3 separate regions of the Mus musculus genome follow, and all the other regions are linked to region 3. The links are chromatin loops, found by intact Hi-C in ENCODE. Cell type or tissue: heart. All regions are shown on one strand.

Evidence for each region. Peaks named below come from ENCODE experiments on the same cell type or tissue, not always from the same donor. Only the 100,000 strongest peaks of a DNase experiment are listed, where the experiment ranks them.
Region 1: a loop joins it to region 3, with 4 times the contacts of the local background. A loop is called at or near these places in 5 of 42 quality-filtered maps.
Region 2: a loop joins it to region 3, with 4 times the contacts of the local background. A loop is called at or near these places in 9 of 42 quality-filtered maps.

Annotation. Positions count from the first base shown.
Region 1 is chr16:57,117,064-57,125,063 of GRCm38, forward strand. It overlaps Tomm70a (translocase of outer mitochondrial membrane 70A), which reads left to right and starts at 4,651. Exons shown (of 12, transcript NM_138599.5): 1 at 4,651-5,131. The coding sequence starts at 4,799. In heart, no CTCF peak of the experiment used is centred here; DNase peaks (open chromatin) are centred at 4,348 and 4,588; H3K4me3 peaks cover 3,006 bases; H3K27ac peaks cover 1,794 bases.
Region 2 is chr16:55,930,790-55,938,789 of GRCm38, forward strand. Cep97 (centrosomal protein 97) reads right to left here and starts at 4,059. Exons shown (of 11, transcript NM_028815.4): 1 at 3,964-4,059. The coding sequence starts at 4,006. In heart, no CTCF peak of the experiment used is centred here; DNase peaks (open chromatin) are centred at 3,802 and 4,082; H3K4me3 peaks cover 1,731 bases; H3K27ac peaks cover 1,374 bases.
Region 3 is chr16:56,714,271-56,722,270 of GRCm38, forward strand. Tfg (Trk-fused gene) reads right to left here and starts at 3,180. Exons shown (of 8, transcript NM_019678.3): 1 at 2,915-3,180. In heart, no CTCF peak of the experiment used is centred here; a DNase peak (open chromatin) is centred at 3,291; H3K4me3 peaks cover 2,932 bases; H3K27ac peaks cover 2,529 bases.

The DNA.
Region 1 (8,000 bases), 400 kb after region 3:
AAGAATTTAATACCTACAATATAACTAAAAAAGTTTAAACCTCCACTAAAGCAAAACAAAGCAAGCAAACAAACAAGCAAAAACAGTTCAACATCACTAGCCATCAGGGAAATGCAACACTAAGCTCTGAGATTCTATCTCACCTGTATCAGAATAGCTACCATTAAAAAAAAAATACACAACATCCAGTGGTGGAGGGAATATGGGGAAAGAGGCGCTATTTAATGAACAAGTTCCTGGCTGCTTCAGCTTTTCCACAATCCTTGCCAGTCCAGCATGAGGATTGCTGACTACCACTAATGCTGGTATCAGCTAGGAATCAGCACAGTTGCTGTGGCTATATCCCCAACAGCCCTCTTCACAACCACAACCACGACGACCACCACCATCATCACTGCTAGTTCAAAATTCTTTTGTGCTGTAATCCTTGCCCTTCACCTTTACTCTGGCTGCTTCCAGCAGGATATTCTTTACTGCATTTTTTCCTATTTTACTTCTGCAGAATCCCCCTTTTTTTCCTGAGCCCTCCTGATGGTAATTGTCTCTTGATCCTGATGGTTTCTGCTTTATTAAACTTCCATCAAATCTTCAGTTGAGTAGGCGGTGCTACTTTTCTTGTCATGGGAATGTCATGTCATGATTCCATCAACTGGCTGCTCCTTCTGCTGTCAGAAGCAGCCTCTGCATTTATCTGCAAGGAGCCATGTATAGTAACCCTACTTCCCCCTCTTTCACTGTGACTGATAACTCATGTATAATTTATGCACTCATTTGCCACCCTTCTGCCCACTCGGAGCTTTATAAGATCTTTTCATCCTGATTGACTGAGTTCATTGCCACTCATAAGATTCTGTTTCTTTTGGAAATGTAGAAATGCTGATTGTACTTCATTTTTTATTTTGGAAAAAAATTAATTACATTTTTTTGTTTTGTTTGCATATGCAAGTGTGTATGTGTGTGGACATTCAAGTACCGTGGTACAGATAGGGAAGTCAGAGGACAACTTGGCATGAATTGGTTATCTCTCCACCAGGCTTCAGATTCAGGTTGGCAGGCATGGTGACAGGTTTGTGTTTGGAAGACATAGGTCAAGTTTGGGCATAATTCCTCTGAAGTTCTCCGCCTTGGTTTTGGATATGGCTTATCTCACTGAACCCGGAGCACTTCTATTCAGCTAGATTGGCTATCTAGTAGCGCACAGTGATCCTCCTGTCTCTGCTTCCATAGCACTGGAATTACAAACGTGCATTCCTAGCTCTGTATTAATACATGGAAGCCAAGAATCCACACTCAGGTTCTCACGCTTGGCTACTGTGCTGGCTGGTTTTGTGTGTCAACTTGACACAGGCTGGAGTTATCCCAGAGAAAGGAGCTTCAGTTGGGGAAGTGCCTCCATGAGATCCAGCTGTAAGGCATTTTCTCAATTAGTGATCAAGGGTTTTCGGAAAAACCCCTTGTGGGTGGGACCATCTCTGGGCTGGTAGTCTTGGGTTCTATAAGAGAGCAGGCTGAGCAAGCCAGGGGAAGCAAGCCAGTAAGTAACATCCCTCCATGGCCTCTGCATCAGCTCCTGCTTCCTGACCTGCCTGAGTTCCATTCCTGACTTCCTTTGGTGATGAACAGCAATGTGGAAGAGTAAGCTGAATAAACCCTTTCCTCCCCAAGTGCTTCTTGGTCATGATGTTTGTGCAGGAATAGAAACCCTTGACTAAGACAGGTACCAAGCACTCTAATGACCGAGCCATCTCCTCAACCCACTTAGTGGTTTTAATTCACCTTTATTTAATAGCTAATGTTGAAAATCTTTTCATGAACTTATTTTTCACTTATTTATCTTTCTCAGTAAGGTGACTGTCTTTCATGACTTTGGCTTATCTTATAATAAAATTATTTGCCCTTTTAATGTTGAAATGTGAAATGTATAGATTCTAGATATTATTCCTTTGCTGAAGGCATAGTTTGTGGATATTTTTACCTGTCTTTATTTTGTGTTTCCATCTAAATAAATTTCAATTTTTTACTTACAAGTTTTAAAATTAGAACATTAAGTTATTTTATGACATTTCAAGTAAAATTACTGTGTATTTTTCTTTATTCTCTTCCCCTTTTCACGCCTGTGTTTATCTTCCTTATAATCTTCCACAGCTTCTTTTTCTCTTTTTTTTGTATGTTACATGTCTTGTTGCCCATCCCCTCACCTTTCCTCAACAACTATATTCCTCCTTTAGGAGCCTTCTCCCTGGTTTCATAACCTATACTTGCACCGACCTCTCACTAGTATATGGAGACATTATAAGCTTTGATCCACATATGGGAGACTATTATAATATACTTTATAGATCTATCCATTCCTGAAATTTTCATGATTTCATTTTTCTGTGCAATGAGTAAAATGATACTGTGTGTATGTACCACATTTTTGTTATCCAATCATCCATTATGGATATCTAGGCTGCTACCATTCCCTAAATATTTTAATTTATGCAGCAATAAACATGAATGTACAAATCTCTTTGTGGCAGACTATAGAGTCCTTTAGATCTATGCCCAATCATGGTATAGCTGGGTCACATGGTTCTATAATTTTTCCAGAACTTTTCATATTATTTCCATAATGGCTATATTTGTTTACACTTCCACCAGCAGTGAATAAGAGCGCCTCTTTCCCCATATTCCCTGCATTATCTGTTTCAGGAATTGTGTTGGGCAGGAACACTAACAATACCTATCATATGTCTAACTTAGCAACAGGTCCAGAAGTACTAAGATTACTATACCACGATTCCTACTCTTCAAGGACCCAAGATGAACTTGAGTAGCAGATACAAGAACCAATAACTATGGCAATGTGGTAATAATTGGGGAAGAAACAGAAACTGTTAATCGATAGTGTGATCATTTTGCTGGTGCTATAAAAGATCCCAAGACCCATATGGACAAAAGAAGTGACTCCCAAAGATTCATATCATGATCCGTGGAATGGGTGCACCCATACACATACATACACAAAATTAACAAAGGTGAAAATCTTTCAAATGTGTTTTAGTTCCAATGGTTTATTCAAACTGGGAGCCTTTAGTCCTCCAAGATATCACAGAAAAAAATGTGAAGTTATAGGGGGAGAATCCTTTTGCTGTTATTCTGAAAAATCCAAGATTACTCAGAGGGCATGAGATTCCGATTTTGAAGTTCTGGGGTGAGAACAGTGCCTACAGCAATCTCTATTTGATCAACTAAGTTACACTACCATTTTCAGTTTGTTGCTAGTGCAAACATTTCACTGGTGAGAACCAACATGACGCAAGAGAAAAGGCCCTGAAGTTTCAAACTGGAACATTCTATTTTAATCACTCCACGTTGACACAACTTGGCCTTTGCATCTTCATGTAATGCTATTATGGTGAGCATCCTGTGGTACTTAAAAGCCAAATGACCATCTATGGGTGTTTGGTTTTTGTTTTTTTGGTTTGTTTGTTTGTTTGTTTGTTTGTTTGTTTGACAAAAGGATGTTCAAACCTGAAATGAAGAGCCATAGCCTGGAACATTTAATTATCCATGCTTTGCCTTTTTTTCTTGAAAATTGTGTGAATTCCAAACACCTTGCAAAGTAGACTTCATGCTTTGAGACCAGATCCAGAGTTCATGAAGGCTTAAGAAAAGTACTTCAGGGCTGACGAGATGGCTCAGCAGTTAAGAGCACTGACTGTTCTTCCAGAGGTCCTGAGTTCAATTCCCAGCAACCACATGGTTGGCTCACAACCATCTGTAATGGGATCCGATGCCCTCTTCTGATGTGCTTGAAAAACAGCTACAGTGTAGTCATATAAATGAAATAAATTTTTTTTAAAAATTTAAGTTATTTCAAATAAGTGAGCAAACTCAAAGTGTTGTGACAGACACTTGTGCTCCAGGGAAGGTTGTATGGGCTAGATGTCAGGTGGAATCCATTTTAAGATACACACGTAAAGATGCCTGCGGTGATCCGGGGTCCTCGAGGAAAGCCAATAGGAAAGCCTTCTAACAGACATCCTTGCCCTTTGTAACTATTAAAGGTGCAGCACACAGGCTGCAAGTCACTTCCATGAGTCAACCTACCTTCCCCAGTTTCCATCTAGTCTTTGCCCTCTGTCATTGTCCCAGGAACTACAAATTTGTCCAAACTACAATCTGGCTATTGCAGAAATATACAAAGCTGGTTTACACAGCACGATGGTCTCACCCTTTTTCCCCCCTCCCACAGTTTCAGTCTTTAACAGGCACCAACGTAGCCACACCCCCCTCCCCGATCCTACCAATCAACTGGGAGGCCCACCATCCCTGCTGGCCAATTCCCTTCACAGTGCTTCTGCAAGTCCCGCCCACTCACAGAGCTACAGGGAGCTGTCCCTCTACACTTGCTGCACACGGCCCCCCACGCCCCTCCTCGCCGCACTGGCGACAGTGCCACGGGTCCTTCTGTCCTGGAGAAGAGGTCTGCAGTCACGCAAGGCCTGAGACCTCCCGAGCGATTCTAGGCAACCGCCTGCAAGAGGAAAGGGAAAAGCCACCCAGAGCGCCAGGCCTTCTGACCCCGGAAGTGGTTCTCCCCTGTACAGTAGATAGGGGCGGGCCCAGCCGCCGGTCTAGCCCGGCATGCCCCGGGCTTCCGGTGACCTCTGGCCCTTTTCTGTCGTCCGCTCCTGCTGCTTAGCGTGCTCGCTCGCGCGTTGCTTTCCCTCCACGCTCCCGGCTTCCTCCCCACGCTGCCCGGTGACCGTGGCGCCCGCGACCGGCGCGGCGGCGGCGGAGGACAGTCGTCATGGCCGCCTCTAAGCCCATAGAGGCGGCGATGGCGGCGGCTGCTGCGCCCGGTTCTGGAAATGGAGTGGGCGGTGGCGGTGGGACTGCGGGCCCCGGCTCGGGCGCGGGGACCCTGCCGCGATGGCACGTGGCGCTGGCCATCGGGGCGCCCCTGTTGCTGGGTGCTGGGGCTATGTACCTGTGGAGCCGAAGGCGGAGGCGCCGGGAAGCGGGAGGCCGGGGCGACGCCAGCGGCCTGAAGCGCAACAGTGAACGGAAGACCCCCGAGGGCAGGGCCAGTCCGGCCCTGGGCAGTGGCCACCACGACGGTTCTGGGGACTCCCTGGAAATGGTGAGAAGCCGCCCGGGCCGTAGAGGTGAAAACGAGCGGATGCAGCTTTTCCTTGACCCGTTGTGCGGGTGAGGGGCCCTCCCACCGGTCGGAAACTGCCGAGTGACTTTAGAGTCGTTTCTGGTTGCCTTTATAGGGAATGGAATAGCAGCTCCAGGCTGGCTAGCGTAGAGACGTTCTTTGACAATTTCCTTTGGGATCCAACAGAATACTTTGCCTTTCTTCTAAGTGACACAGCATTTATCCCTAGTATGTAGGTATGGGAAACATGCACAAATATAGTAATTCCATTAAGCGAAGAAAGGCAAATTTCACGGAACGATTGGAGTTGTACCGTGAGTTGTTATTGTGTTTCCCAAGACCAGAACTTTGCTAAGAACCTTTTAAAAACAAGCCATTTTTCTTTCGGAGTTTCTCTCTCGCTCTGATTGTGTGTGTGTGTGTGTGTGTGTGTGTGTGTGTGTGTGTGTTTGGGGAGGGAGATTAGCAACTATTACAAAGTTCAAAAAAATCATTAGGTAGCTTTGTATATAGGAAATAGTTCAGTTTTTAAGGAACTGTGCCTCCCACCCCCACCCCCGCTGCACATCTTAAAATGTTCTATTTCACCTGGACATATATATACATGTGTCCAAGCCTGATAAAGAGTCTCTGGTGTTATAACAAGCATTGGAGTGATAAACTGCTCTATCGGATCTGGTGGTCAGACTATTAAATCTTTTTGACAAGTTTGACGGCTGTGTGGAGAATTGGCATGGACTGAGATTGAGTGAGATAAGGGACTTTACTGGGTCAGGAATTCTGTGGTGGTATTACCAGAGTAATCCAAGTTCAGAGAAACTTACAGGTAAATAAATACCAGGTATGTGCCTGAGGAAATTCTTTATACACACGCATCCTATGTGCACTTAACACTCATGAGAAAAACTGTACAGTTAAATGAATGGCAGGCATTTTCATCCCATTCAGCCTGAAGACACGTTGTTCTTTTCCTAAGTAGCTTCAGAGGCTCTGGTATATGACTCCAGGGATAGTACTTACTGTGTGTGAGTCACCGTGCTAGCTAGCAGGAAGGCTGTTTGTTCTCTCCTATGGGGAAGTTAAACAGCCAATTTCTAACCAGAACTTACAATGTTGGAGGGAACCATGATCTTTGAGAGCTGAGGAGATGCCATTCTACATTGTCCTGTCCAGCATTGTTATTTTGGTAAGCTCAGTTTATGTCATTGTCATCCTGGTAGGCTAAGAGGATTAAAATATTTGGTCCCTTCTATTTCATCCAGCACTAAAATGTTAAACCAAAGTTTTTAGGATGAAAGCCCAGCACTGGCAGCCCCAGCAAACTATGATGAGCAACCACACTCCAAGAAGCCCTTTACAGAGATAAATAATGGCAAAAAGCAAAGATTTGTTTAGTGTTGCCATACTGGAAAGAGGGATGGTCAGTTGGTTCCAGTAACTTCCAAGTTTTTAGGTTACTCACCAGACCTTTAAGGTTTAACTGATGGGAGAATCTGGGCAAGAGGTATGGAAATGAAGCAGCTCTGGTCAAGAAGTGGTATGGCAGTTGTGAGGGCTGGTGAGGGCTGAAGGAAGGGTTCCTAAGGGGATTAGTCTGGTCCCTGTAAGACAGTTGCGTATGTCCCAGGGCATGGACTCAACATCCAGGATAATTACCCTCGTCTGAGGGGTGCTCTGGAATCCAAGGTGACTCGAGGAAAAGGTTAAGGACAATGACTTAACCTCTGGGTTCAGTTGAGCTGAAGGGGACAGAATGCAGAGATGTTATGCTCTTGTCCTACTTTCAGTCACCTATGGGCCAGAGTGAGATTTTAAGGGCATTTTTAGCAAAGCAACCTGTAAGTGCCTGTTTAAGAAATGGTGTGGTTGTGAGTGCCCGTGAAGGTGGTTGTCAAGAGCCTTCTTTGACTCAGTTATTGTTTCCATAGATGTGAAATTTTGTACATGTGAAAATTTCATATCTAAAGTTTCTATTTCATTTTAATCTGGAATAGTAAATAAGTAAACGTTACATAAAAGTTCTTAAGTTCTATAGTAATCATAAATTAAGAATAAGGGGAGCTGGCGTGGAGAAGTGTCTTAACAGTTAAAGAGTGCATATCGCTCTTGCAGAGAACATGAGCTTGTTACCAGGACCCTTGTGTGATAGCTCACACTTGTAATTCCAGCTTCAGGAGGATCCAGTACCTCCAGTGTTCAAGAACACCCTCACTTGGTTGCACATAAGCACGTGTATGCATTTACACATATATAACACAGAAATAATTAGTAAATTCCCTTTTTAGTATTGCAACATTGTCTGCAGCAGTACTAATTATTTTAATATTTATAAGTGGCTTCTAGTTTTTATAAAGAATAATTTTGATTGGCCTGACTTCTGTTGAATTCTCTGCTTTAAAATGGTTATTATATTTGTCCCAAAATAAAACTGAGCAAAACACTTGAACATGCCATTTTTTTTTTAACCTCACCATGTAGAATTTAGGAATATGGTCCTGAAATCTTACTTGGAATTACTAAATTATTGTTTAGCAAGGCAATATTAAGAATCATTATTTTCTAGTGGAAATTATATTCTTAAGTGTTGGTAGAGAGTCATATTTGACTCTTACGAGTGTCTGTGTATAACTGATATAACTGATATAACTGCGTATAACTCATCCGTATTTCCTATGGCTGAAGGACTCCCTCTGCGTTAGCTCTGCATTGTCTCAGCTGAAGGTACAACAGGCTTTCTAGGTGCTGTGTCTCCAGCTGCACAATAACTACCTTTTTTTTTTAACAGGATTAAGGAATTACCAGATATCTATTCAGGGTTCAGTGTTAGCAGACTGAAAAGAAAACCTGT
Region 2 (8,000 bases), 780 kb before region 3:
TTACAGGCTGGGATTAGCTCAGAAACAGAGCCTTTTCCTAGCATGCAAGCCCTGATTGTACTGTAGTATTTAATAACAGCACTCAAAAAACAGGACTGCTCGAAAAACAAAAACAAAAAACAAAAAACAAAAAAACAGGACTGAAGTTTCTTTTGAGGGGTTTGGGGTTTTGTTTTTCTGGTTTTTTTTTTTTTCTGAGTTTTATTTTAATTTTCTGAGACGGGGTTTCTCAGTGTTTCCCTGGTTGTCCTGGAACTTGCTCTTTGGACCAAGCTGGCCTCAAACTCAGAGATCCTCTTGCCCATCTCCCTAGTGCTGAGATTAAAGAGAAGATTCCTTTCCAGTGAGCCCTGACGCCTGCAGATGTCTCCTGTCTTTGAAGGGGGCAGAAATTTAATGTCCTTGAAGTGTTAAGCTATGGGAAAGAGACAACCAGGTGGTCCCAGACAGCTGGGGCCAGCTTAGAAAAATAACCAAATGAGTCCGTTCTTCCCAGACCAAAAAGGTCCTTTTCCAGTTGTATGGTCCCTCCTTGCTGTCAAAACAAATGTTCTCAGTTTCGAATGCTAGCATTCCTTTACCTCACACCCAATCAGGTAAGGCCATGCTTGAAAGCCCCAGCCTACCCTTTTCCCATATATATACCCCAATCCTCTAGACTCCAGTGTTGCATTCCTAACCTGCGGAGCAGGGAAGGTAGCATCCTGATGATAAGACTGTGTGTTTACATCTGTGATCTCTGCCAAGAACTGGGCATAACAAAAGGAGGGTGCCATCACCTCCTGGCTAATTTCCCCCTTTTTTCAATCTTTCAATTTTTTTCTTTGTCTTAGATTGGTTTTTGTTATTGTTGTTTGGGGTTTTTGTGTTTTGTTTTATCTTTTGCTGTTGTTTTCAGACAGGGTCTGATGCTGGCTAGGCTGGCATAAACTATGTATCCAAGGCTAAATTTGAACTCCTGATCTTCTTTCCCCCAACTCCCAAATACTGGAATTATAGCTATCATCACATCAGACCCTAAAACTTACTTTTTTATATAGAGATCAAAATGTTTATAACCTAACTTCAAGTACATCTTCAAGAGCCCAAAGTCGTGTGCACGGGAGTGGTGGGCAGTGTCTATCATGCATGCCCAGGGAAGCCAGAGGAGAATGCTGGGTGTCCCGTTCTGTTACTCTTTATTCTCTTGACCCACTCTCTCAGTGGGCCTTAAAGCCTAGCGCTGGATTGGAAGTCAGCAACCTCCATAGCACTAGGTGCTGAGCTTTTCCATGTATGCACTAGGTGCTGGGGCTTTGCCCATGGATGCTGGGGATTTGAACTCCAGTCTGCACACTGTCACTTCGAGTGTTCTTACCCACTGAGCCATTTCTACAGCCCTCACTTTGTTTTTCAAGGCAGGATCTCTCACTGGCCTGGAGCTCATCAAGCAGAGTAAGCTACTTGGCCAACAAGCACTAAGACTCCGCCCATGTCACTTTCCCGGCACTTGAGACCACAAGCTCCTGCCACCAAGCTCCACCTTTTACTTGGGTTTTGAGGATGGAACTCGGGGCCCTCATGCTTGTCACATACAGCAAGCACTGTGCCAACTACTCTCTCCCAGCGACTTCGAAGTCATTTTGAAAATCACAGTGTAGATAATTAATCGATGGAATGCAATGATTTTCTAATTTCACAAGGTTGCAGGCAGCACTAAATAAAGCACTTGTAGCACAAAGTCAGACTGTAGCCCCTACCCCCCACACTCCCACCCCCAACCCCAGCTAATCACAAATCCAGACTGTAGCCCCCCACCCTTTTAATCACTTCAGACAAGTTTCCTTCTCTTTTTATCATTTATTTTTCAAAGTCTGAAACACCCAAAACTAAGGTGTTGGCAGGTTTGATAACTGAGACCCCTCTCCTAGAGGCTGGCTGACTCCTCGCTGTGTCCTCCCATGTCTTTCCTCCAAGAGTCACTCTCTTAGCCTCTCCCCTCTCCATTTCTTCTTTGAGTTAACTTTTCTATTCTACAAGACATAGATGACAGCCAGGCGATTTTTAAAGTGCCAACCTCTCTTCACTTTCAAGGTCAGCTCCGTCTATCTAGTGAGTTCTGGGACAACCAGAGCTACATACTGAGACCCCCCTGTCTTGAAAAAACAAAACAAAACAAAACAGCTAGGCAGTGGTGGCCTTTAATCCCAGCACTCCGTGGCAAAGGCATCTCCTTGAGTTCAAGGCCAGATTAGTTTTCTGAACCAGTTCCAGGACAGCCAGGGCTACACAGAGAAATCCTGTCTTGAAAAACAATGGGCTGGAGAGATGGCTCAGCCGTTAAGAGCACTGGCTGCTCGTCCAGGTTCTGAGTTCAATTCCCAGCAACCACTTGGTGGTTCACAACCATCTGTAATGAGGATCTGATGCCCTCTTCTGGTGTGTCTGAAGACAGTGACAGTGTACTCACATACATAAAGTAAATAAATCTTAAAAAAAAAAAAGGCTGGAGAGATGGCTCAGAGTGGTTAAGAGCACTGACTGCTCTTCTAGGGGTCCTGAGTTCAATTCCCAGCAACCACATGGTGGCTAACAACCATCTGATGACCTCTTATGGTGTGTCTGAAGGCAGCTACAGTGTACTCATATAAATAAATAAATCTTTTTTAAAAACTATAAAGTTGTTTTTTTTAAAAAAAAAAAAAAAAAGTGGATGAGCCACGTGCACAGCACAGCTCACACCTTTAATCCCAGCACTGGAGAGGCAAAAGCAAGAGGATTTCTTTGAGTTTTTGATCAGTCACAGCTACATAATGAGACCATGGCTTTGAAAAGAAAAAAGAAAAAGAGTGAGAATATAATATAAACATTGTTCTACATAAAAACATGAGATAATGGGAGAAAGGCATCCAAAATATCATCTGGCTCTTTGGGGGCGGGGAGAATGGCTCTGTAAGTGCTTATTGCTGCTGTTCTCGGTGAGCTAGGAAGGTTGAGAAAAGAAGCTATCAGAGTGGGCGGGGCCTGAGTAACTGCCAATTTCAATTTTTCGATCAGACTGGAGCTACCTTGGGATGTAATTTTTCGGTTCTGCGCTCCTAGAGGGTTTCAATGCTTTTCGGTTTTCTTATCACGTGAGGCGTCGTGAGCCCCTTCTTCGAGATGAAAACTAGACTGTCCTGGAAAAGCGCACCTAGCGTCCGCACACAATTCCTAAGTGTCGACACATGTTTTAGCCGAACTCCTTCCCGTAGGAACTCAAGGGTCTCCGGGTTATGAGCCTCAACTCTACCTACCCTGCTCTGCCCCAATCGGGCCAGCTGCTACCACGCCTCAGAGTGTAACCAAAACAAAAGCTCTGAGGTCGGCGCCCCACGGAGGCATCTCCCAAGCACAGGCGCACCCCCCAACCTGGGCTCTGCCAAACAAAGACCAAACTCGACCCCGGGACCCGGCCTGCAGAATGATCGGGGAGCAACGCGTGTCTGGGTCATTCTCAGATTCTACCACGGCTACTGGTCACTTCCAAAGAAGAGTTCAAGCAGACTGTGATGCGGTTTCAGATGAGATGCTTCCTGAACGTTCTCGGACGAGAAGGAGAGGCACGGGAAATAAAAAGGCTGCACTAATTTCCTGTGGGCACTCGGAACTCAAAGTAAACGTCCCAGAAAGGTCACCGCAGTCCGAAGCCCACTGCCCCCAGTCAGGCTAAGGAGAGCGCGGGACAGGGGCGCCGGGCACCGCGAAGGCTCCTGGGGACTGAAGTCCCTCATTCAGCCTTCACAGTAATGTTGCGGGACTGGACCAGACAGCGGGACTACAACTCCCAGTAGGAAGTGCGCCTCCGTGTTGCTTACAGCCCCTCATCAAAAGAACTGGTCCAAAACTGCACCTCTAAACCCAGGCTTTCTCTTTACACCAAGCAACTGTTTAATATGACATACTGAAGTAAACTTTGGAATTTAGGGGTAGGGATCATCGTACCTTCTCCCGGAGCCAGAGCCCCGTCGACTCGCGCCACCGCCATACTTGCCGCTTGCTAATGACACCAGGCAACCGTCTTCTGCCGTTCTGTAGAGCATGTAGTCAGCAGTGGGGCGCTGCAAACTACAACTCCCAGGATGCACAGCACTCACTCGACCCAATTGGCTCCCTGATGGGACTTGCTGGCTACAATGTGGGAGGTAAAGCTTAGAAGACCCGGGTTGACACCTAAAGTTGATCTGGTGAGCAAGCTGTATTGTTAGATAAACCATTTCACTCCAGGGCCAGGTGTTTGAGAAATTCGACACTTTTACCACCTGGCACATTATAAAGACGTTGTTTAAAACTGAATTTGAGAACTCATTGCCAGAAGTCTCTATGGCAGCTACCCATTTTGACAATTCTGAATTAAGTTTAAAAGGTTTTAGCTTCTCTATAGGAATGACAGTGAAATATTTTGACATAGTCAAATGGATACGTTATATTTGCAATTTACCCAATCTTACCTAATTAAATAGATTTAAAGCCTCAGAAACTGATATTTTTGTTTTAAATGGTGGTTCTTACACATTGAACAGTTTGGTCAAGGAGTATATTTGATACATATGTACCCAGAACTTTTTCCAGAGTATTCAAAAAAGTTTAAAATAGTTTCCAGAGTCAGGAATACTTACTTTACCTGGTTGGGAGGGCACAGGCTGATCTTTTTTTGATTTAACTATGAACTCGGTAATCGGGAACTAGAAATTACAATCTTTGGACAAAACTTGACAGGGGAAGTAAAATTAAGCTAGGGTTTACAAGGTAACTCAATCGTACAAAGGGGGCTCCACTTTCTTTCATCAACTGCTCAACGTACTAAAAGCTACTCTTGGTGTTCGAGAAATTCAACACTTTTACCACCTGGCACATTATAAGGACATTGTTTAAAACAAACTGATGTTGAGAACTCATTGCTAGAAGTCTCTATGGCCGCTACCCATTCTGACAAGTCTGAATTAATTTTAAAGGGTTTTAGCTTCTCTATAGAATGACTCGCTATAAGGCTCTCTCTGAAGTCTGAGGATTCCTGTTCAGGAAAATTCAGTAACTTGGTGCTTCTAGCTTTTCAGGCTCAAAATTCTAAGAGCATTTCCTCTTTCCTGGTTCCCTTTGGCATCACTGCCCTTAAAGACCTTTCTGTTTCCCATTGCTTTAGTCTAAAGATACTTTTCTATTTCTGAAGAAACAATAAGAATTCCCCCCTTCATTTTAACCAGTAGACACCTTACTTGGAGAACAGTCTTACAACTTTATATGTCTGAAAACAAAGCAAGCCTGTCGTGGTGGCCCAAATTTTAATCCCATCAGTTGGGAGGAAGACTATATATTGTTAGATATTGGAAGAGGCAAGCAGGAGGATGTCTGTGAGTTCAAGGCCACCTTGGTCTACATAGTGAGTTTAATCATAGCCTGAGCTATGCAACAGAGAGATTCTGTCTAAAAACAAAACAAGTACACATGTACACACACACATCAGACACACACACACACACACACATCAGACACACCGGAAGAGGGCATCAGATCCCATTACAGATGGTTGTGAGCCACCATGTGGTTGCTGGGAAATGAACTCAGGACCTCTGGAAGAGCAGCCAGTGCATAAATTAAAACAATTGGAGAGGATGAAGAGACAGCTTAGCCAGTAGGGGAGTTTGCTGCCAAGACTGATGATCTGAGTTCAAGTCCCATAACCCACACAGTAGAAGATGATCACCCACTCCTGAAAATTGTGAATTGTGTTCTGAGTTCCACATGTGTGCTACCTCATTCATGGAGAGAGAGAGAGAGAGAGAGAGAGAGAGAGAGAGAGAGAGAGAGAATATGTAACTTAGAAAAAGGAAGGGCCAGGAGAGAAGTATGCCAAGTCCAGCCTTGGCCACATAGAGGCACCTTGTCTCAGAAACAAAAACAAACAAACAAAAAAAAAAAACCAAATAACAACATCAGCAAACAAGAATAACCCAGAGAACCCCTCCACAGGGTGATCACATACTGGGGATGACCATGCAGTTGTGTCCGGCTTTTCATCACTGAAGAGTGTTGTCGTTCACAAAGTTCACACGAGAAGCACTCTTGTCTTGTTCACTGTTTTTGGTTTTGGGTTTCTGAAACTGTTAGGGATCAAACTAGGCTCTCTTCATCTGAGGCAAGCACTTAACCACTGAGATACATCCCCAACTCAAAGAAAAAAAATTGTTTTAAACTTTTCTGTATTTTAAGGTTTTTTGTTTGTTTGTTTTTACAGAAGCTTTGCATTTTATGAGGTCTTATTTGTCAATTTTTTAATTAATTTTTTTCTTGGATATTTTCTTTATTTCAAATGTTTTCCCCTTTCCAGGTCTCCCCTTCAGAAACCCCCTATCCCATCTCCTGCTTTTTAGGCTTTTTTGAGACAGGGTTTCTCTGTGTAGCCCTGACTGTCCTGGAACTCACTCTGCAGGCCATGCTGGCATCAAACTCAGAAATCTGCCTGCCTCTGCCTCCCAAGTGCTGGGATTAAAGGTGTGCGCCACCACTGCCCAGCCAAAGGAGGTTTTTCTTCAGAGGAAGAGGAAGGGGCTGGTGAGATGCTCAGATGTTAAAAGCTCTTGTTTTGCTGAGGAACAAGTCCCCGCACCCACACTTCAGTTCCAGGGGATCAGATGTCCTTTTCTGATGTCTACAGGGAACCATGAAAATGCAAAATGCACATATATACATGCCGGCCAAACATTTACACACATAAAATAAAAACAAATATTTATACAAAACTGTTAATGTTTTTAATGAGGAGAATTGTGTCAGATAGTTTGAGTTACAAGAAACAAAAAAGAAAAGAAAGGAAAAAGGACAAGATGCTAAAGAGATGTTTTAATGGTTTAAGAGCACTGGCTGCTCTTCCAGAGGACCAGAGTTCAGCTCCTAGCACCCACATGACAGCTAACAACCATCTGTAACTCCAGTCCCAAAAGATCCAACACCTTCTTGTGGCCTCCATAGGAACTACAAGCATATAGGGCACAGACAGAACACTGATACACATAAAATAAGAATAATAAAATCACACGTGCACACACACACACACACACGAAATGATTTAAGTGTGCTTACAACTTTACATCAGGCTGCATTCACAGCTCTATGACAGCACTTGTGGCTCACTGAACACAGGCAGGCCCCCAACAGTCCTGCTCTTACTTCCTTAATCTCCAATTACTTTTCCCAACACTGCAGCCCCATAAGTGACGCCATGCACCTTCCTCAAGGAAGCAGACCCAACAAGAGGGACGAAGTGGTACATCCTATGATCACTGCACATGAGAGGCAGAAGTAAGCAAAAATCTCTGTCCCAGCCTGGTCTACATAGTAAGTAGCAGAATAGCCAGGGCTACATAGTGAGACTTTGTGTCAAAAAGAAAACAGAAAAGAGAGAAGGGGGGGGGGGAGAAAGTAGACTCAAGGCTTGTTCTCCAGGCTTTACACAGATACACACATGGATGCCTAGTGAGTAAGCGCTTACTGTTTTCACACAAGTCATCGTCTCAGAGGTAGGTCTACTGTATGGCGCCTAGACTGGCCTGGTTAAGTGACATTCAGTATAGCTAAGGGAAGGTAAGGGAATATTTGGTTAGCCTTTGTTTCACCGGATTGTTTGTTTGTTTGTTTGTTTGTTTGTTTGTTTTCCTGTGTTGGTGGTGATCACACCAAGTCCTTAACATCATGGGCAAGCAATTTACCATTGAGCTACATCCTCAGTTTATAGGAAAGGGTTTTTTAAATATTTATTTATCTAATTGTACATGAGTAACACTGTAGCTGTCCTCAGACACACCAAAAGAGGGCATCAGATCTCATTACAGATGGTTGTGAGCCACCATGTGGCTGCTGGGAACTGAACTCAGGACATCTGGAAGAGCAGTCAGTGATCTTAACTGCCAAGCCATCTCTCCAGCCCTATAGGAAACATTTTAAAAACAAAAGTGGAGATGATTATTTCTTATTTTAAGACAATA
Region 3 (8,000 bases):
CAGCACTTGAGAGGAAGAGGCAGGTGGATTTCTGAGTTCAAGGCCAGCCTAGTCTACAAAGTGAGTTCCAGGACAGCCAGGGCTGCACAGAGAAACCCTGCCTAGGAAAACCATAAATAAATAAATAAATAATTGATCGATCGATCAGTCCAGGCTACCAGACTCTAAAAAAGGACATTGATCTGTGGTACAGTGCTTGCTTAGTATGCATAAGGCTTTGGGTTCCATAAATACTTGGTACCACGTTAAAAAAATGTATTTTTTTAAATGGTAAAAGTAGCTATTTGATACTGGCTTGCTACAGAATTTTCCCCTCATGGGTTTTTCTTATTATTATCTCATTTCAGGTTATTCAATATGATTGTCCTATGAATTTATAATCCTAATTCTGAACCTTAAGACTTTTAGTAATTCAAATTACTACTATAAAAGTGCATATTTAGGATCAAGTAATGGGTTAATATTTGTTTTTCTGCAAGGCCAAGTAATTCCTTAACATGCTTATCTATAGACACAGAATGTTCCTACTCTTTTTACCTGTTCCAAGTAAATGACCAAGAGCACCATTTAAGCTGTCCTGAACCTCCCACAGGCTACTCTGCTTTCATTCCTGAACTTTCACTATTGCCAGCTTTCTGTCTCCTTCCCTAAAACTTACTGAACCTCCATTTTCACCCCCGCCCCTTTAATGTGGAAAATCCCTCACCAAATCACCAAACTATTCATCTTGAATTGTTTTTCATGAGTCCTAGCTTATATCATGAATATTAAATATAAACCTCCCAGTAGTCCTCACATAAACGCTCTATCTAGTCTTTGCGTCTAACTATCCCTCAAATGAAAACAGCCCTTCACTACAAGGTCAAAGCAGAAGAACAAAGTGGAACAATGTTCCACAATCTGGATGCCACAGTTATCTTAATGTAAAGAGCACTGTTGGGTTTTGTTTGATCAGTCTCACAGGTGACTTCTAATGGCTGTGATGACGTGACACCTCTATAGAACCAACTCTTACATTGTTGGCCCAATTTGTTCTCCACCTTTAGAAAACATTTACATAACATCTACTCTACCCCAGGCTCTAAAACATATTAAGTTTAGAAAGATAGTAACTATCTCATACTTTCATTGATAGTCTGACAGGAATGAAGATCTTACAATAAATCTGCATTTACTGCCTTCTATCTATAGGCCATATAAGTCAGCAATATAGACTAAGGACCGGTGCTTAGAAAGCTGAACACTCTCAGTTCCTGAACCATAGAACCATCTCACAGTACCTTCTTTACCTGGCCAGAAGGGGCACCTCATATCAAGATACACTCCCAAGTAAGACCAAGTTCCAGCACAAATGTACTTGGTAATTAATATGCCCTCTGATGGAACTGGGAAGCACTCAGCTCCAGTGGACCTAAAAGCTAACATTACATATCCTTAACATCTACCATGGGTGGCCCAGTTTCATTTCTAGTTTCCTCCCTGCAGTCTTAGCTAAAAGTTGTCCATTTGTGTAGCAATGTCAGGCACCACCGTTATTTCCTGTCCCAAGAGAAAACCTCGTCCACACAGCTGTCAACTCTGGTCCTGCCTTTCTCTAAGCAGGTAGAGATTAACATGAATGAGTTCCTAGAACTACTGTTAAGATCACTATGCATTTTCTGATGCATCTCGTTGCTGTCTTACTACTTCCTAAGTCCAGAAGTGACTCAACCTGGAACTTAACCTTCATCCAAGAAATTCCTGGTAACTGGGATACACTGATGTGTCCAAGGACATAGCCCCTGCACTAGGATACCTCAGCCTCAGGCACCTGTTGCTTAACCTGAGAAGAGGCCCTCTTTCAGAAGCTTCTAAAACGCCCACCCTCTAAACAAGTTTCTTTTTCCCTTCTTTCTTTTCTTGTCCCCGCCTCCCCAAGACAGGATTTCTCTGGGTAGCCTTGGCTGTTCTGTAGACCAGGCTGGCCCCGAACTCAGAAATCCACCTGCCTCTGACTCCTGAGTGCACCACCACCAACTGGCTCCTTTTTCTTCTCTATTTTTTCTTTCTCTCTTTTCTTTTCTTTCTTTAAAGAACCTTGATTATTCTAAAACTGTAAGTGGGTCTCAAAATCTGTATGACACGCAGTGTATATGGCAAGAATGTAACCATTTTCACTGGTAGCTATGTGAGCTCAAGTTCTTCTCTGCGGCGTACTTTCTGCACATGCGAAGGGAGCCTAACAAGCTACTTTGGTAGAATCTTTGAGATTACCTATCTACAATTCTCCCTACCGTGCCCAGAGACGGCAACTTAACAAAAGTTGGCAACTGTAATCAGTAAAACTGGGTAGGGCCCCAAGAGGACACTAAGCACGGGAGTGTACGACCGAATGGGGCTCCTTTCTGTGTCCTCAATCTACCGATTAACTCCAGGTCTACGCTCCAACGTCCAAGCCACTCCCGGGGATCAGGCACAAACGCTTTGGGCTTTCTCAAGCCCCCTTTCTATGTCTTCCATGATTCACCCTCCACCTTCCAAGTTGCTCTAGAGGGTGAAGCACCGAGCAAACGCCCCAGGCTTCTTCGATCCCTGGTTCTCGACCTCCGTAAGAGGTACCCCCAGGCTCCCCTCTACTCTCTGGGGCCGGAGGGAACAGGACTTGGGGTATCAGCGGGGCCAAACGCCCTCCAGGTCAGGCCGGGCCGGGCGCCCTCTCCTCCCCCTCCCTCCCTCCCTCCCAGCCGCCCCTCCCCCATGCCGGGCCGCTCGTCCGCCTCACCCGGGCCCTGCGCCCTCCCTCCCAGCCCCTTCCCACGGTCCCCAGCCCCACCCTCCCACCCGGCGCTGGGAGGTTCCAGAAGCCCTGCGGCCCTCCCGGTTCCCCCGACCTCCTCCTTGAGTCGCCACGCGCGCCTCACTCCGGCGGACATACCCCGCTTGCCGAGGCCGTCCACCTCAGCTGACCCGGCCGCTGCGGGCTCACTCGGTGTCGCAGAGGAGGCTTCCAAACCCCGTCCGCTCCGCCGCCGTCCGCCGAGCCTCGCCGAGCTGCAGGCTGCGCAGAGCTGGCCAATCGCACGCACCCGACGAGCCTAGCGACAGCCACGGTCCCGTACGTGGCAGGTGGGAAGCGCAGGGGCGGGAGCGAAGGGGAGAAAAAAAAAAACTGCCCTGGCGCCCCGCCTCCAGGCGCACAAGCCAGTCAGGACGCATGCGCAGTGGGTGAGGGGCGGGGCGGGCGAAGACCCCGCTGCGTCGGGTGAGCGGCCCGGCTTCCTCACTGGATGACCGAGTGTAGGAAGTGCGAGCCGAGGCGGACACGCATGCGCAGGGAATTACCAGCACTTCCGGTTTTCCGGGCAGCCAGTCTTTCCTAAGTCTGGCTGCTGGGTGGGCGGGGCGTAGTCTGCAGGGCTGGGTTTGCTACGAGAGCCTGGGGGAAGTGGGGCATCTGTCCAGAAAGGTTTGGGTCTTGTTGCTTTGTGGCTGTCGTGACTACGCGCTAGTCTGTCACATCTCGGAAAAAACGAACCCCTTTTCCGCCTTCTTTCTACACGTTCATTCATTCATTCATTCAGGATTGAGTGCCTACGCTTTGCCGAAAGAGTGCTAGGATGAGTCAGTTCCCCAGCTAAGCTCTACCCAAACATTTAGGAAGATCCGAGTTTAGAGGGCACACCCACCGGTGCAAAAGACAAACTTGGATAGTAAAAACCGAGGCTTCAAGAAGGCTTTTATAGGATAGAGATTTGACCATACCCTACACTCGCCTAAATTCAGTTTTCTTTTTGCTTTGGATGTGTTTAAATGGATGGAACTTGAGAATTATCATCCTGAGTGAGGTGACTCAGTCACAAAGGAGCAAACACGGCTTGGACTCACCCTTGAAAAGACTGCTTACACATTGGTCCCTGACTAGTGTCTGAGCAACTAGAATTCAACAATGCTTCCACTGTTCTTTATTAAGAGCCATCCCTTGTGTCTAAAGTGTTTGAATAAATGTATTTTACGCTGAACACATTTCAATCTGCTTGCAATCTGGGTGCCAGGAATCTTAGTACACAGCAACCAGTGGGTCCCGTAATCTCCTTTAACAAGAAGAAGAAGAAAAATAAATAAATAAAGCAAAGTGGAGTGGTATAATCTAACACTACAATCTAAGTCTTACAAGTAACTTCTGGCAGACTATTCACATGGTTTAGGGACTTGTTGCTGGAAGAAATTAAGTGTGTCCAGGAAGAAAGCTTAGATGTGTGCTCTGGTCTCATACAGACTTCTTTCTTTATAATTTGTTCTTTTGCTATGTTCCTTTATGTTCTTTTCTATAATACCGTATGTCCTAGACATGGATACAGTTCCCTATAGTATCTGTGCAAAAACCATACAATGCCTATAGATGTAATTTGAGCATACTTTTTATTAAAAAAATCTACATCTAGAAACACAGAGATCTCATTACCAGAATAATCTGGAAAGAAGAGGTTGTAGATTTTGTAGCAGTGCTCAGAAAGGACTTTAGTACTGTTGCTTGTCTGCTTTCAGGACAATATATTCATTCACTACTTAACTGGGGTACTATTTTGTTAATAATTTCAGCTTACCTTCATAGTCACAAATTTTAGTGGTGGCCTGAAATTCAGAGTTTTCCTTGTCTTGCTTATTCCTTTATAATGTCTTGTGATCTTATCTCAAATCACATGACTTGTAACTGTCATCTAAACTCCCAGTCTAGAACACATCCCTTCTCTATTGCTGTCTAGTGAGTACCGGGTGGTTGGGGGTAGGGGGTTTCATCTTCATTTATTATCACCAAGGTCCAGAAAGTCTCAGTTATAATATTATGGTTTCATGGCAAACAAAGTCCAAAGTCCAACAAATTGTAAGATCATACCTCTGCATGTAGCAAAGTTCCACTGGGGAAACTATACAGATAGATAGGAACTGTACCAAACTATACAGATAGGAACTGTACCAGAGGCCCCTGGGAACAGCTTGTAAGAGATAAGCATTGGATCATGTCACTCTGCCCTACTTGCCTCTACTGCACACACACACACACACACACACACACACACACACACACACACAAACACTCCACATCTTCAGTTAAGAGCTGGTACTCAGAAACATGACCAATGGGCCAAAACTGAATTATAACTATTTACACCCTTTGGAATAATCAGAACCTTAAAAGTTAGCACTAAACTGCTAAGTATTGCTGTTGCCACTGTAAAATGACTCAGCCTCCTTAGAAAACAGCTCAGCTCTTACTGATTTTTTATTAGGTATTTTCTTCATTTACATTTCCAATGCTATCCCAAAAGTCCCCCATACCCCCGCCCAACTCCCCTACCCACCCACTCCCACTTCTTGCCCCTGGCGTTCCCCTGTACTGGGGCATATAAAGTTTGCAAGACCAATGGGCCTCTCTTTCCAATGGTGGCTAACTTGGCCATCTTCTGATACATATGCAGCTAGCTATTATTGATTTAATAAAGTGTTTAAAAATACAGGTTTAAAATAAATTACAATTACTCTGTGACCCAGTGACTCTAAGCAGTATTTTAAGAGAAAATAAAATGTTAGCCAAGAACATGTCCAAAAGTAAGTTTGATTCCTAATAGTCAAAACCAGATAAAATGTTTTCTTTTTACATAAAGGAACAAGCCCAAATTTTCTTCAGTAGATGAGAATTTCAGGGGACTTCAATGTGATTATTATTATTAATATTATTAGCAGGACTACATAAGTATGTAATGGTAAGTAAAATTATAATACAATCTCATTAACTGTTAAAGTTAAGACAAGGACTCTAGGGAATATAGAAAAGTAGACAATGGTTTAAAATTAAACCATTATGGATTTTGCTGTTATAAACATATTTGTGAAGATGACTATTCACTAGCTGTAATAAAGGATAAAGTACAAATTACATATCTCAGGTATACAATATGATATTGAGAACTATCACGATCATGCTAACATAGCCATCTCCTCACGGCTATACATGTGCAAAATCATGTAATGTGTCCTCAGCACTGTTGCGAATACAGTACACCACTATTAGTTACAGTGACTCTGCTGCTGTCCAGTAGAGTTCTAGAACATACCCAGTGTGAGGCTGGAAGTTTGCAGGAAACAAGCCACCTTTTCCTCTACCACCCAATCGTTGGTGGTAGTATTCTACTCTCACCCTGTGTGCAGCTGTATTTCAGAATCCACATAGACCTGCAATTATAGACAGTGTTTCTGCAGCTGGGTTCTTTAGAGTAATCCACACTGCTGCAAATGGCCATGCCTTTCTTTCTTCCCTAAGGCTGAGTACCTCTCCATATAAACAATATATACAATTTCAATTTGTGAGGATTCAACCTACGGTTCAGTTTGTGATAGTGCAAAAGCAGTATGAATCTAGTAGAATGACACTTCAACTTTGAAATTTGATCTTTTTCTAGGTGAGCAATATGTAGTATGATTTCAAAATGTTGGGCTTCAGCCACAAGCCACAGCCCCCAGCCAGCCACCCAATCATGACAGTAAATGAGTGATACTGCCCAGTATATTACATGGCATTCAGTAAACTGCACCTTATTATGAAACCAGCTCCCTGATATGTGATTTTGTCCAACTGTCAGGGGTCTACACATGTTTGTGTAGGCTAAGCTATAGCACTTGCTACTTTGGGCATATTAAATGCATTTTATTATGGTATTTTTAATTTACAATGAGTTACTTACAAACTCACAAGGTAAAAAGTGCCCATATATGCTGAAACTACTTTACTCAATCGTCCAAAAACCAATAGTTATGTGGATTCATTAGCTTTACTGTCATGAATAACACCACACAAACACGGGAGAAAAAAACAAAGAAGCAAGATAAACTTAAAGATGGAAATGGGAGGAGAAAGAGCAAGGGACTGGCAGTTGAGTTGTGAACTTTCAACTGTCAGTTAAGATGCAGGCAAGAAAATCCAAAGGTCGGATGATTTGTTTCTCTTGACACTGCAGGAAAAGAAGGAAAAAAAAAAAAAAAAAAACCTCACCAGGAACTATCATCCCAGAGGTAACCAGAAAATGGGTAGAGTAGGACCTGCTCATATTCAACAGCTTGAAAATGAGTTCCGAGTCTTTCTTACTATACGTTGTTTTGGTTTTCTTTTTAAAGCCACATGTTATAGTCTGTATTTACTCTTATCCTATTCTCCCTCTGGATGATCCCACTCAAAGACAGTTCAGACGAGGAAAACGAGTGACCAGTCTTAGCCTGGCTCATTTCTCAGCAGATATTCGTATTTTGTCAGATGTAGTAGCCCTCTAAAGTTTGCTCTCAGCATCCCTTCTGTGATGTAGTTGTCTATTCTTCACAGTGCTTAATAAGCATCTGTCAAATAAATTATCCCTTATCTCTCCCTCACAATGAGTATTTGACCCAGGCTACCACAAAATGTCTAGCACAAAGCATATGTTCTGGGTAGACAATAGCAGCTCTGGACCTGCTTGCCCTCCTTGTCTCTCTCTGCCCACTGTACTCTATTGCAGAGGGCTACCTGTGTGCTCTATAGACTCCTGTTTCTTGACTTTTGCTGATTGCACCCAGTGTGAGACTTGCTAAGAACCTGTTGCATAGGAGGGGCTGGCAGCCCAGAGTCTTTTCTGCCCTTTTTCTAGGGAAAGCTGGTTGTCTCTGTCTCAATCCCAGACCACTGAGGAGAGGTGTTTTCAGCTCCTGCTCATACCTTCATGTTTTGTTCATGTCTCTGGCTCAAAAGAAGTATCTTCTCCCCTTGCTTCCTTGTGGCTGTCTATAGTGCATCTCATTTGGTCCTCCCTTTTTAATTACCATAAAATAGTCTTAGAGTCCCTCTATTTTAAACACCTCTGCTTTTGCTGGAAGAGTAAGGAGAATTAAATCCTGAAAGATTTGGCAAGCGGTTTGCCAAGAGGAATGAAATCCCTCTTCTTGTTAGATCTTAAGGCTTTAGGGTTAGGAGTGCCAATGCCAATCAATAGCCATAT